2 separate regions of the Homo sapiens genome follow, and region 1 is linked to region 2. A link is a contact called in ENCODE Hi-C data. All regions are on one chromosome and are shown on one strand. The core of a region is the stretch at or near the end of the contact, and the rest is flanking DNA. Distances in the headings are between cores, read along the strand shown. Region 1 holds the start of FAM199X (family with sequence similarity 199, X-linked). Region 2 holds the start of GPRASP1 (G protein-coupled receptor associated sorting protein 1).

The links. Hi-C counts contacts between places; a loop is a spot of excess contacts on that map. Pooled maps may share reads with other maps.
Region 1: a pooled map shows a loop between it and region 2 (5-fold over the local background). The contact joins the promoter of FAM199X here to the promoter of GPRASP1 in region 2. A Hi-C loop is called at or near these places in 7 of 50 pooled maps.

The regions. Positions count from the first base shown.
Region 1 is chrX:104,162,751-104,169,250 of GRCh38, forward strand. FAM199X (family with sequence similarity 199, X-linked) reads left to right here and starts at 3,703. Exons shown (of 6, transcript NM_207318.4): 1 at 3,703-4,232. The coding sequence starts at 4,036. RefSeq lists a silencer at 3,491-3,980 and an enhancer at 3,545-4,045.
Region 2 is chrX:102,647,799-102,653,427 of GRCh38, forward strand. It overlaps GPRASP1 (G protein-coupled receptor associated sorting protein 1), which reads left to right and starts at 3,685. Exons shown (of 6, transcript NM_001184727.2): 1 at 3,685-3,797; 2 at 3,889-3,935; 3 at 4,377-4,467; 4 at 5,033-5,100; 5 at 5,423-5,500. The region is part of intron 4 of ARMCX5-GPRASP2 (ARMCX5-GPRASP2 readthrough); the gene reads left to right.

The sequences.
Region 1 (6,500 bases), core at 2,453-4,952, 1.5 Mb after region 2:
TCTTTCACAGAACTTCCTGAAAGACCTACCACCTCTTCAATGGAAAGCATCAACAGTTTGCACCCTACAATTCTCTGAATTCCTCACCTCAAAATCCTCATCTTGCTGCTTTCACCAATCCTGGATTGTTGTAAAATGATGCTTGCCCAGTCTTAATCAAGACCCCACATTGAAATATCCACCTTAAATCAAACTTCCAATTCTTAATAAATTCTGCCCAGACATTTCCCTCTGAAACATTGCCAAAGCTTTGTGCAAGTTGAGGTTTTCCTTGCCAAAATACGTAAGAAATTCAAGCTTTGTTTTATCAGCAGGTTTTGTTGGTGATATTTGACTCAGCTAAATACACACACACACACACACACACACACACACACACACACACACACTTCGAGCTCATCAATCACATGAAAAAATTATAAGGGTTAGATCACCAGTTATTGGGTTAAGTCCAGTATATTTCTATCCAATGGTAAACAAAATGATAAAAGTTAATTGACAATTCTCGATACCACTCAGTCTCTCCTGCAGCCATCAGCTCTCTGGTAGGTAAATTATGCATCTGAAGACTTTAAGGCAGATTACCCCAGGGTTTGCTCTCAGGCTCAGATCTTCAGAGAAAATAAGGAACTACTATACCCACCCACATTTTCAGAGAAACAGAAATTAGGAAGGATCTTGGAGAATGGAAGGGAGAGATGAATTGGGTAAATCCATTGAGGTGAAGTACACCCAAGGGACAAACCAAATCGAAGTGAGACAAGAAGGCAGGATGCCCAACAGTCATCAACTCCAGTGATTAAGAACTTGGTTAAGATGTATTAATACATTATTACCATATATTTAAGTAAACATTATACATACAGTGCACCAACTCTATGTACTGCTATCCGTGTCTATGTCAGTATTTCTCACTGAGAAATATATGGAGGGACCTCTTTTTTTTTTTTTTTTTTTCCTGAGACGGAGTCTTGCTCTGTTGCCCAGACTTACTGCAACCTCCACCTGCCAGGTTCAAGCGACTCTCCTGTCTCAGCCTCCAAAGTAGCTGGGACTACAGGTGTGCACCACCACGCCCAGCTAATTTTTGTATTTTTAGTAGAGATGGTGTTACACCATATTGGCCAGGCTGGTCTTGAACTCCTGACCTCAGGTGATCTGCCTGCCTCGGCCTCCCAAAGTGCTGGGATTACAGGCATAAGCCACCGTGCCTCGCCTGGGACCTCTTTTTTTTTAAAAAAAATTCTCTCACACCCAAACATTTCTGTAAATTCTTTTTATAATATTTCTTAAATGTAAACAAACATTAAATTCTACATGTTCATAAAGCTCTTGTACAAATGTAACACCAAAGCAAATTTACAAATTGTGCACAAACTTTTTTACAAAGTCAGTGTAATGTGGTATATATGATGAAACAAAACTGCCCTAGAAACGTGAACATACTACTGACTGGCAAGCATATGCTCTTGGCCTTCGGCTTGTAAGTATGTCTTGGGGTTGACTCCACTTTCCCATCACTTTATTCTCTTCAGACTACTGCAACCCTTCATTTGTTTAGGAAGATGCCAAGTATGAGGTGCACCTCATTTGTCTTCTCACAGGATCATGACAATTAAAGTAGTATTATCTTATGCTAATTCATTGTGAAAATAAACTCAAATACATGTCCTAATCATGTGGCAGCAGTTAGTTATCATGTGGTCATACAGATACTTCAGAATATGCTTAAACACAAAAGTAAAACACATACTTGTAGAAACCTCACAGACTCTCTCATTAGACTCCGCTTTAAAAAAACACCCACCTCTTATAGTATGTGTAAAAGGTATATATATTTAAATTAGACCACCAGGCACAGTAGCTCCACCTGTAATCCCAGCACTTTAGGAGACTGAGTTGGGTCAATCACTTGAGGTCAGGAGTTCGAAACCAGCCTGGCAAACATGGCAAAACCCGTCTCTACTAAAAATACAAAAAATAGCCAGGTGTCGTGGCACATGCCTGTAATCCCAGCTACTCAGGAGGCTGAGGCAGGAGAATAGCTTGAACCCGGGAGGTGGGGGTTGCAGTTAGCCAAGATCGCCCCAATACACTCTAGCCTGAGCGACAGAGCAAGACTCTGTCTCAAAAAAATATAAAATAAAATAAAATAAAATAGACTATTTCGTTAGCTTCTTATTAACAGTTCCTGGTGCTATTACCTGAGTGCCTGCATTATCATGCAGCACTTGACTCTTGTTTCATTTGGATAATCAAGTCTCTTGTTTTTGGGGACTAAGCCATGGCCCATTCAGCCTCACTGGCCTCAGACCCCTGGGGATTGGTGCATTAGGGACCATAGAACAAACCATCATCAGCCTCACTTCCACAAGTTTTAAATTGGTCAGCCTCATTAGATATTAATGAATGATTCATTTTGAAAGCCACATACACAATGCAACACACCTTCTTGCAATCTCAATGAAAGAAAGCCGGCATGCTCAACAGTCAAACAACCAAGTAACTGAAGCAAGATAATGTATACATTTTAAAGGCACGTTGGAGAAGCTGTTTTCACTATAAGTTGCATTGGTAGGGCAAGGCACAGAGTTTAATACTGAATGGGGCTTGTTTTAGTGACAACCCCCCACTTCTCCTGCCCTCTTTCTCTTCTTCCTCCTGCCTTCTTTCATTTTTCCCCTCCTTTCCGCCTATTTAAGTTCTATGCTTTCCTGAAGGATCAATGTAGTTTCTTCATAAATATAGTTAATGCAAAGAATTGCTTTTATTGAAGAATTATGCTCTTATATGAAAATGTGCTTCCTTTTATAAAATAATATTAGGTAGTTTTAAAAATTGTCTTCTTTGGGCAAAGTAAGAAATTAGTAATCTTGGGGTTTCCTCTATTTTTTTTTAATCTTACGCATCCAAGAACAGGAATCACTTGCCCAGAATATAGAGAAGAGAGATGAGATAAACAGCAAAGTACACTATATAACACCTAACAAGTTGATTCAAGTTGAACAAGTTAAGCTCCATAATATATTTTCTACGGGAGGGAGGGGGCAAATTAGCAGGTGTGCCTTAGTCTCCTTTGGGAGTCAGGGAAGGCTTCACTGAGGAGATAACGTTTGAGCTGGAGTTTGAAGGATTAGCAGGGGAGAAATGGCAGGGCATTCCAAGCAGGGTGCCTATGAGCAAAAGGCGCAAAGCACAAAAGAGTACGACGTGTCCAGCAGCTCTGAGTAGGCGAGTGGCTGCAGCGTAGGGTTCTTGGAGTTAGGTGATCAAGGGTGAGGAAGGGACTATTTTCCCTGCTTGGACGATTTCTCCTACACCTCATTGCACGGTGCTGGGCACACACTGCAGGAGCTCAATAAATACTTGTTGAATTGGGACAGAATGAAAGAGTGCGCTGGGAACCAGGGCATCTGGATGTTTTCTCACGCACCCGCAGTGTGACCTTGGCCAAGTCCCTTTTCTGGGACTGCGGTTCCTGCTTAGTAGTCGAGTACGAGTGAGAAAGCGGAGGAGGAGGTTGGCCAGAGGCGCCTAGCCTTTCTAGCGGCCTGAATCCCTGATTCGATGCGTAGAGGGCGGGGCGGGCCGCTTGGGGCCGCGGCGGGCGGAGGTTCAGTTCCTCCTCCGGTCCAGCAGGGGGCACGGGGAGTGGCTTCCCGCCGCCCTTCCCCTCCTTGCGGGCGCCGGGCAGACTGCTGCAGTCGCAAGCGGCGAGCGCAGTGGGCGGGGCGGGCCTGGCCGGGCCGGGCGGCGGCGCTGCGCTGACGGGCTGAGTCTGGCGGCGGCGGAAGCTGCAGAGGCCACCGGGGCGCTAACTGGGTGGCCGGTGGGCCGCTGTGGCCTCGAGCAGCCTCTTCGCGCGGCCCCGCACCCCGGCAAGCAGCAGCGGGCCGCGACGCCCAGCCTGCCAGTGAGCTGCGACGGGCACACCCCGGAGCGTCGGCGACTGCGGACAGGTTAGAGTGGGGGCAGGGGCGGGCGCGGGAGCAGCCCAGGGCCAGAGAGGGAGCCCGAGCCAGGCCATCTCCAACCATGTCCGACGAGGCCTCGGCCATCACTTCCTACGAGAAGTTTCTAACCCCCGAGGAGCCCTTCCCACTCCTGGGACCTCCTCGCGGGGTGGGCACCTGCCCGAGCGAGGAGCCGGGCTGCCTGGACATCAGCGACTTCGGCTGCCAGCTGTCCTCCTGCCATCGCACCGACCCGCTCCACCGCTTCCACACCAACAGGTACGAACTGCACCTGAGGGCAGGGGTGGATTTTCCACTTCTGGTCGCCCCCCGCTCCTGATCCTTCGTCCCGGGCTGCGCTTCCAGTCGCCCCCTCCCCCACCTGCTTTCGACCAGCGCTCATTCCCGGCCTCCTTCCCTGCCCCCCCTCCCTATTTTCACCCCTGCCCTCCTATTTTCCTTTCGACCGGCGTTTTACTCTCTTTTCCTCATTCATATTCTGGCTATAGCGACTCCTCCCTTCCCTACCTTCTCCCTCCCTTGCTTCCCTTCCCTCCCCCCATCTGTACCCTACGAATCCCAAACCCCCACCCTTGATTTTTAGATACGCCCCTGTTTGCATCCATCTGCAAAAGTTTAACCCCTTCCATTTCCGGTACGCTGTAGAGGAATTTGGATGGCTCAAGATCAATCCATAGATCTTTTGAAAAGTGGCGTTGAAAGGTGGAACATTTAAAGCTAGAAGCTTCATTTTCCCTATTTTTAATCTGTCTCACAGTCCTGTTCCCCCCGCCGCCACCACCCCTACCCCATTTTTTTTTTTAGTTGAGCGCTAGGAAACTAGTCGATTCTCTCTTTTTTTCCTCCTCCTTTATTAACTGTTTGCCTTAGCGCTTTAGGCTCTGCCAAAATTGGTAAGCTTAAATCTGGAGGATTCCTTCATATGACATATCCCTTGGTTTCCTTCCCCTTTGAAGAGACAGAGTAAGGCTTAGGATGGACTGACTTACACAAATTTATTCAGAGGGTGTATCTCCTCCTAACTGATTTCAGTAGAAGGTAGTGTTCTGGAGACTTCTCTCATGCAAGCATTTACGTGTTAGATCAAATCTTGGGGGGTGGGTTGAAGACGTTCTAGATACAGCCTCAAGTTTTAACATAGGTGGATATTTGAGATACATATACAAAGGGCTGGGGGGGTGTGTGGTTAAGGCTCTAGGAGAGGGGTTCAGCTATGGAAAATACTGGAGATAAATTAAGAAATCTAGTTCTGACTTCTGATCCAAGTTTATGATGTGAGTTTGATCAAATTCTTCCATATTTTAATGTCTTTAGCATATTTCTCCCCTCCCTTCCCTTAAATCAGTCTGTAGATTGAATGAGCTTCTACCAGATACAAGGAATGTGTAAAAGATGTTTCTTACATAAATGAAAGTTATAGTCTATGGAAACAAGGTGTTATAGTTAAATAATCAGAATATCAGTATAACACATCTCAAAAGGAAGTGGCAGTAAATTTATTATGACTACTCTAAATCGTCATTGCAAAAAATGAAGAAACAGGCCCAGAAAGAAAAGATTGAGTTCAAGGTCATAAAACCTAGTCAAGCAAATCCAAGACTATTCCTTTGAAGCCAATGATTAAACTTGGAGCAGAACTAATTGATCCAGTGTTACAAATAGAACTTATGGTTTCCTAGACCAACTCACAGAAGCCTATTTAACCCCTGATGTCACTGTAATGTGAATGTAACATATTCATGAAATCAAGTGTGCTTAGGGTTATTTATGTTGAAAAATAATGTAAAAGAATACCTTTGTACATATTTGGCATTTAAGTTTTGCAGCCTTGGAGCAAGTCACATACCCAGGAAAGTTAAATAATTTCAGAATGATCCTGCTGTGATGATGAGGGCAAGGGAGTGAGGGCAGAGGCTGTGGGTAAGTACTGCCAAAACTGGGTAGAGGTGATGGGGAGTGAAGTTATGAGAATAATATGTTTCTTACAACTTGTTCTGTTCCTTCCTCCTCCCCGTTTTTTCCTGTGTTTTCTTTCCCTTAAAGACTGTGGTGAGGTCAGGACTGTTTTTCAATGGGGCAGTGAGGAGGGGAGAAGGAGGTTCTTTGCAAGCCCCAGTTTTTCCAAGTCAAGCATTTTTCCTAGTTACTGCTTGCTTTTTTTTTTTTTTTTTTTAACTTCCCTCTCCTACCCTACTTTTCGCAAGGCTTGGCATGGTGGCAGGGGTTCTAATGCTCTGTATCCTTTTCAGCAGAGAGTAGGGGAAGCAAAATTAGCGATATTCACAGCACATGATGTTTCTGTCCTAGGCTACCTTGCCTTTTAAATGTATTATCCTTCTGCAATGTTCTGCTTTCTTACCCCTCCTCAAGATGGTGCTTGAGAGGACCATAGGCTTCCAGCCATTTCTTTTCAGGGAGAAGCACACAGCTAAATCATATATCGGGCAAAGTTTAGGGAGTTCTTTTATTTTGGAGTTGTATGTGTCACTTTTTTCCTTCACATCACATCATTTGTCAATTCAGGCA
Region 2 (5,629 bases), core at 2,435-4,934:
TAATTAACTGTTCTCTCTAATTTCCTAACTCCACCTATACACAGGGTTTTCATGATGTCAGATCTGAGTAGTAGTCAAAAGTTTAAATCCATGTTAGAAAGGAGGATATTTTCCTCTCTTTAGGTTATGCTTTATTAATGGGTTCCTTACACTGGAGCATTACAGAGTTTACTTAAAGACAGTTATTTCCTGGATATGTATAAACCTGCCTTTGCTATGACAGATATACAGTTGAGGGTTTGTGTTGGAATAGGCACAAATAGGAGTTCTATAATAATTTCAGTGTTGCTATTAGAATATCTATACTTCCCTAATGGCAAGGCATTGTTCATGGGCTAGGGTCCTTGTGCGTGACTTGGTTTTTCTTCAAGATTAATTCTCTTGAAGTAGACCCCACCCCAAATATGACCTGAAAATATTCTTGGGCCAGGCCTCCCCACCAGTTCTGCAAATGTACCCTGTCTCAAGAAGTAGAGACAGGCTGAGATCTTTCCCATAGCATTTTCAGGCTACACTGAAAATAGACATCTGTTGGGCCAATTTCACCATATAGTTCACCAGACCAACCTCAGCCTAGTTATTCCTGACTACAGGGGACTTTAATTTCTGTGTACAACCTTTGAAACTTTGAGATAGAAGAAGGGGATACATTATAAGAAAACACAGGGTTTGGCTCAGCCTCGACCAAAAGAGAAGTCTCAGAAGGAAGCTTTGCTTGAGGCCCATAAAGGACAGTATAGAGGCAAGTAAAACTAAATAGGCAAAAACAAGTCCATGACCATGGTGATTGAGACAGACAAGAGGAGAACAGGCAAGTGATAGGCTGGTGTGCAAGTTCATGAGCATGCTTGGGGGTGGTGGGTGGGATTTGGAAGAAAACAGTGAGTATGATGAGTGAGCACAGTTGCATCTGTATCATGGACTTAATGCTTATGGATTATTTGGCTCTGACATTTAGATTTCAGTGGTAAGTCAGGGTTACACAGGTGCTAGTGTAGGCACTGAGGAGTAGAAAGATGACTGTTGCAATTTATTGAACTAGAATCAATTATAGGAGGAAATAAATAGTGCTTAGCAGTCAGAGTATCTTATTTCAATCTTTTATTTGCTCAAAGGTTTTAAAAATAATAATCTATTTGATACATACCCATACAAAGCTAACATATGAAAAGCTTAAAGTAGGGCCTTTATCACTTCAATACATACTAACCAATACAAGACCATGTTTTCTAAGAGTACTGACAACAAATTGTCCAACACACATTTTAAAGTCTCACACAGTAAAATTTGTCAGCTTTTGGTAGAACCATTCCTCTGTCAGTAAATATCTTGGAATAAAGATCCTAGCACCTGCAGAATTACCACAGAAGCTTGTGCAAATGTGATTTTGGACATAATTATAAAACAGTAAAGGGGATTGGTGGCTGTATTGGTGAGATGAGCCCTAAAATATTTCTCAGAGACTGAAGCACAGGTAAAGAAAGGCAATGGGAATAGAATTCATCAGGATGGTGAGTGTATTCTGTTCCTACTCCTGCTATTGTTACCAACCAACACAGTGGGTGGGTTCAGTCGTTTGACATCAACCCCATGATCACAGCAAGGATTTAGTAAGGGGATTTATTACTTGTAACGAAGTAATGAGACCACCAGGGATACTTCCCAAAATAATGTCTCCCTGAGATGGGGGCTGGGTCAGGTTTTCATAAGCATTGGGTATTAAGGGTATATCCTGATGGCTTTGGATCTTACAATGAGGTGATGCTGAGAGGCATGATCTGACTGGATCCTGCCATCCAGTGTCCACTTCTTAATTCAGCCCTGGTCCTAATTCAAAACACTTACATTCTCCCTCTGATTGCATGCTTGGTTCATCTGAGGATGCTCAGGTAACATGATCTGAGGGTCCCCGGCAACTGAAAGACAATGCACAACTTTGTTATATAAAAGTTAAACCAGATAGGTCTGGTGCTGCTACCCTGTAACCAGTTACCATACATGGAATGGCTTAAAATAATACCAATTTATTATTATCTTACAGTCCTGGAAGGTTGGAAATCTTCAAAGGGCTTCACCACACTAAAATCAAGATGTTGCCAGAGGAGCTATCCCTCTGGCATTTCTAGGGAAGAATCTGTTTCTTTGTCTTTTCCAGGTTCTGGAGACAGCCTGTATTTCTTGGATCTTGGCTTCCTTCCATCTTCAAAGCCAACGATGACCAGTGTAGACTTTCTATGCTGCTTCAATCTGACATGGAGTCCCTGCCTTCCACATCTAAAGTACCCTTGCAATTACATTGGCCAAGATAACCCAGAATAATCTTAAATTAAACTCAGCTGAATAGCAATCTTAATGATCCTTTGTCAGGTAATATAAAATGGTACATGTTCTGGAGAACAGGACATGGACATCTTTAGGGGACCGTTACCTGCCAAACACAATGAGGGTAGTGTCTAAATGAGTTTTCAAATGGACAACAGTAACAACATCAACTTGGTGTTTAACCACATTGCTCTGTCTGTCCCATGCAGGAAGCAGGGAAAGGAGGGGCTCAAGAGTAGAGGACGGATGTGGGGGTGAAAGAAGAGGATTCAAATGAGCCAGGTTGCTTTGTCTCGGGGAGGGGGGTGCACGGTGGGATCCTCTCCTGAGAATGACTGCTGAAACAATAGGTAGTTGTGGCAGGTGGCGGAGATCCAAGCTGGTTTGATACCAGCCACATTTCCACACTGCCAAATATCATGGCAAGAGAAGACTTGACAGGGAACCGAAGAGAAGCCAGGACCATCCCTACCTGGCGGCATCAAAGAGAGAGGACTGTTATGACCTCCTGCGGGTCCTGACAGGGAAAGGTCCTCTTTTGGGGGCAACTGTGGGGACGGTGCAATGCCAACGTGAGCCACCATTTGAAATGAGAAACAGCGGTGTGGCAGAAAGAAATGAGTCTGGTGCAGACCAGTGGTTGGTTTCCTAGGGTTAGAGGTCTAGGTCTACCTTCTTTTAGAAGAGGGGCAGTGGTGAGTCCTTGATGGGAGCCCCCTGCCCCGGAGTTCACTTAAGAGCAGGTGTACCTTCCTCCCCTGCGTGGCTCCACGAAGCTGGGAAAGAAACGCACAGGACGACCACCCTAGAACCCCGGGCCTGTCTGGACTGAAATCGCCTCTCCCCTCCCACACTGCAGTGCTGACACCCCCTCTCCCATTAACATCCAGGAAGGAGGGTGAGCAGACTAGGGAGGGGGAGAGGGCAAACACCCAGCAGTCCTTATAGGGGGGCGGTTGGGGCGGGGGTGCAGACACACCAAGGGACGGTTTGGTATCCATCCGCTGCTCCCTCCAGCGCGGCTCTTCGCGACCTCGCGATCCTGTCCTCCGCCCGGCCCCGCAGCCGCCCGCCGGTGCCATATATTATAGCAGCGCCAGAAATGTGGTGGTCGTCGCCACGTTAGGGTCCGCGGGGTCCTCCTGAGGCAGCCTGGTGCCAACCCGCAGGCCCCGGCTGGGGCTCGTCCTGGCCCCGCCCACCTCTGGGTCGGAACTATGGTGGTTCTGTGAGGGGGGGCGTCCTGCACTTTCGCGCCGTATCCCTCCGCCCCCCTTCCCGACACCCTCGCGGAGAGCGGTTCTTGCCGCATCCTGCGCAGCCCCTGCCCAGTTTGGTGCAGAGGCGTGGGGGGCGGGACTCGTCTTTGCCATTCGGATCGCTGGGAAAGCGGTGGGAATCCAACTGAAGAGCAGCCAGAGGAGAGCTGAAGAGAGGAGGGGGAGGCCGATGACCTGGGCTCTGGGCCTCTGAAGGCAAGTAGGGGTGCGTGAGGTGGGGGGCCGTGGTGTGGGGGTGGTCCGCCAGGGTGGACCGGCTGGCAACCTGCCCCCCGGACCCTGACAGCCTGGCAACGAGGAGACGATCCGTTCGGAGCCGGGCGCTAGAGAGAGGTGCGCAGTGCCCGAGATCCCTGGCTATGGGGAGGCGGTGACTGGTGCGGGCCAGGCCGGACCAAGGGCTGAGGGGCTGGCTCCAGAGGCACCGTCAGATCGTCTGGAGGAGAACCGCGCTGACCGCTTCCCAGCCAGCTTTGCAGGCGCCCGCGCGCAGCCCTCGACGGTTTCGGTACCGAGAGACGGCTGTGGGGGAGGCTCCTGCGGGAGAAATGGCCAAACGGGAGCCGTGTTGGGGGGCGCCCGGGAGGCAGTTGGGGGGCGCCTGGGGGGGCCCTCGTGGGCCAGCGTCCCAGCTCTGTGCCTAGCCCGTGGGAGGTGGGTCGCGTTCGCTGCTCCGGGCCCTGATTCCGGAAAGGGGCCTGTGGGGCCCCGTGTCCTGGGTGCTGTCCCTTCCCACAGACTCCAGGTTGATGTCAAAGTCTGTCTGCGCGGTAGGTCTGGCGTATTCTGACAGGACACAGTGAGCATCTGTAGAGGAGAGGCTTGAAATAAAGGAGGAGCACGAATATTCCCTGGATTTCTGGAGGTGTGTGGGGATGTGGGGTGGGTGCCAAACACTGGAGAACCGAATCGGGGTGGGGGACTGCGACCAGAGCAGGTCAGGCATCCAGGAGCACCTCTTAATCTTCCCCTCTCTAATGGTGTTCCAGGCGCTTCCCCCACCTTCCATCCCCATCTGCCTCCCCCACCGTCCTAAACTGGGGGCTTGAAAGGGTGAGCTTTGGAGGTAGGGGTGATGAGGGAGACATACTGACAAGTACCAATTCACGACCTGTTTTCTAGAATATGTGGCGCCCTTCCCCCATTTTCTGCTGCGCAGAGCAAGGGGATGTGGCGCACCTAGTGGTGAATCCTCAGAATTGGAGAAGGGAGTAATGAGAAGAGTATGACGTCAAGAGAAGGAGTTGTTATCTCTAGAACCTTGAAGCAGGGCCTAAACAAAACGAGAATATTCCACCAGCAAAACCCCGAATGTTGAAAGACAGATATCAATAATATGGGGATTCTTATCCTTAGCGTTGGTCTCTCTACCAAGGGCTTTACTGCCACCCCTCATTTCCTGTCTTACTTTTTCATCTGTTTGTCCATAGGCCTGCTTTAAGGCTGGCCAGTTCTGCAAGAAAGGCAAGGAGGAGGAGACTGGCTCACACCTCTGGAGGTTGGTGAGAAGGGGGAGGGGGCAATTCAGGGGACAGTTGGAGAAAGAGAGCATGGCAGGTGGCTTTGAGACCAGTGGGTGCAGACCCACTTCTACTCTGCTGGATTTGCACAGTGCCAGCATCCTTTTTATTTCTTGCAGGGGACATGAGATAGGTGTAGGTTGTGTTGTGACTCAGAAAGACCTGAGAGCAGGGACCAGGACACAGGAAACCATAGATACATTGAACCCTTGAATGGGAAGACAGATATTTGTCACAGGAGCCAGAGTGCTTGCCTATCTACCATTCTCCATTCTCTCCTGTATGTTTACTTGTCTGTAGGACCCCCTTCTGTCAGCTGTGGGGCTTGACACTACTTGAACAAGAAAAGGAGGGGGAAACTGCACCACATAAGTGAAGGTTGGTATGAGAGTGGGTATACTTTTGGGCGGGGTAGTGGAGACCAGCATGGGTCCGGGAGTGCTTAGGGTCCAATCTGGGGACTTCTTGGCCCCTCCCATTGCCGACACACTTTCCCACCATTGTTGG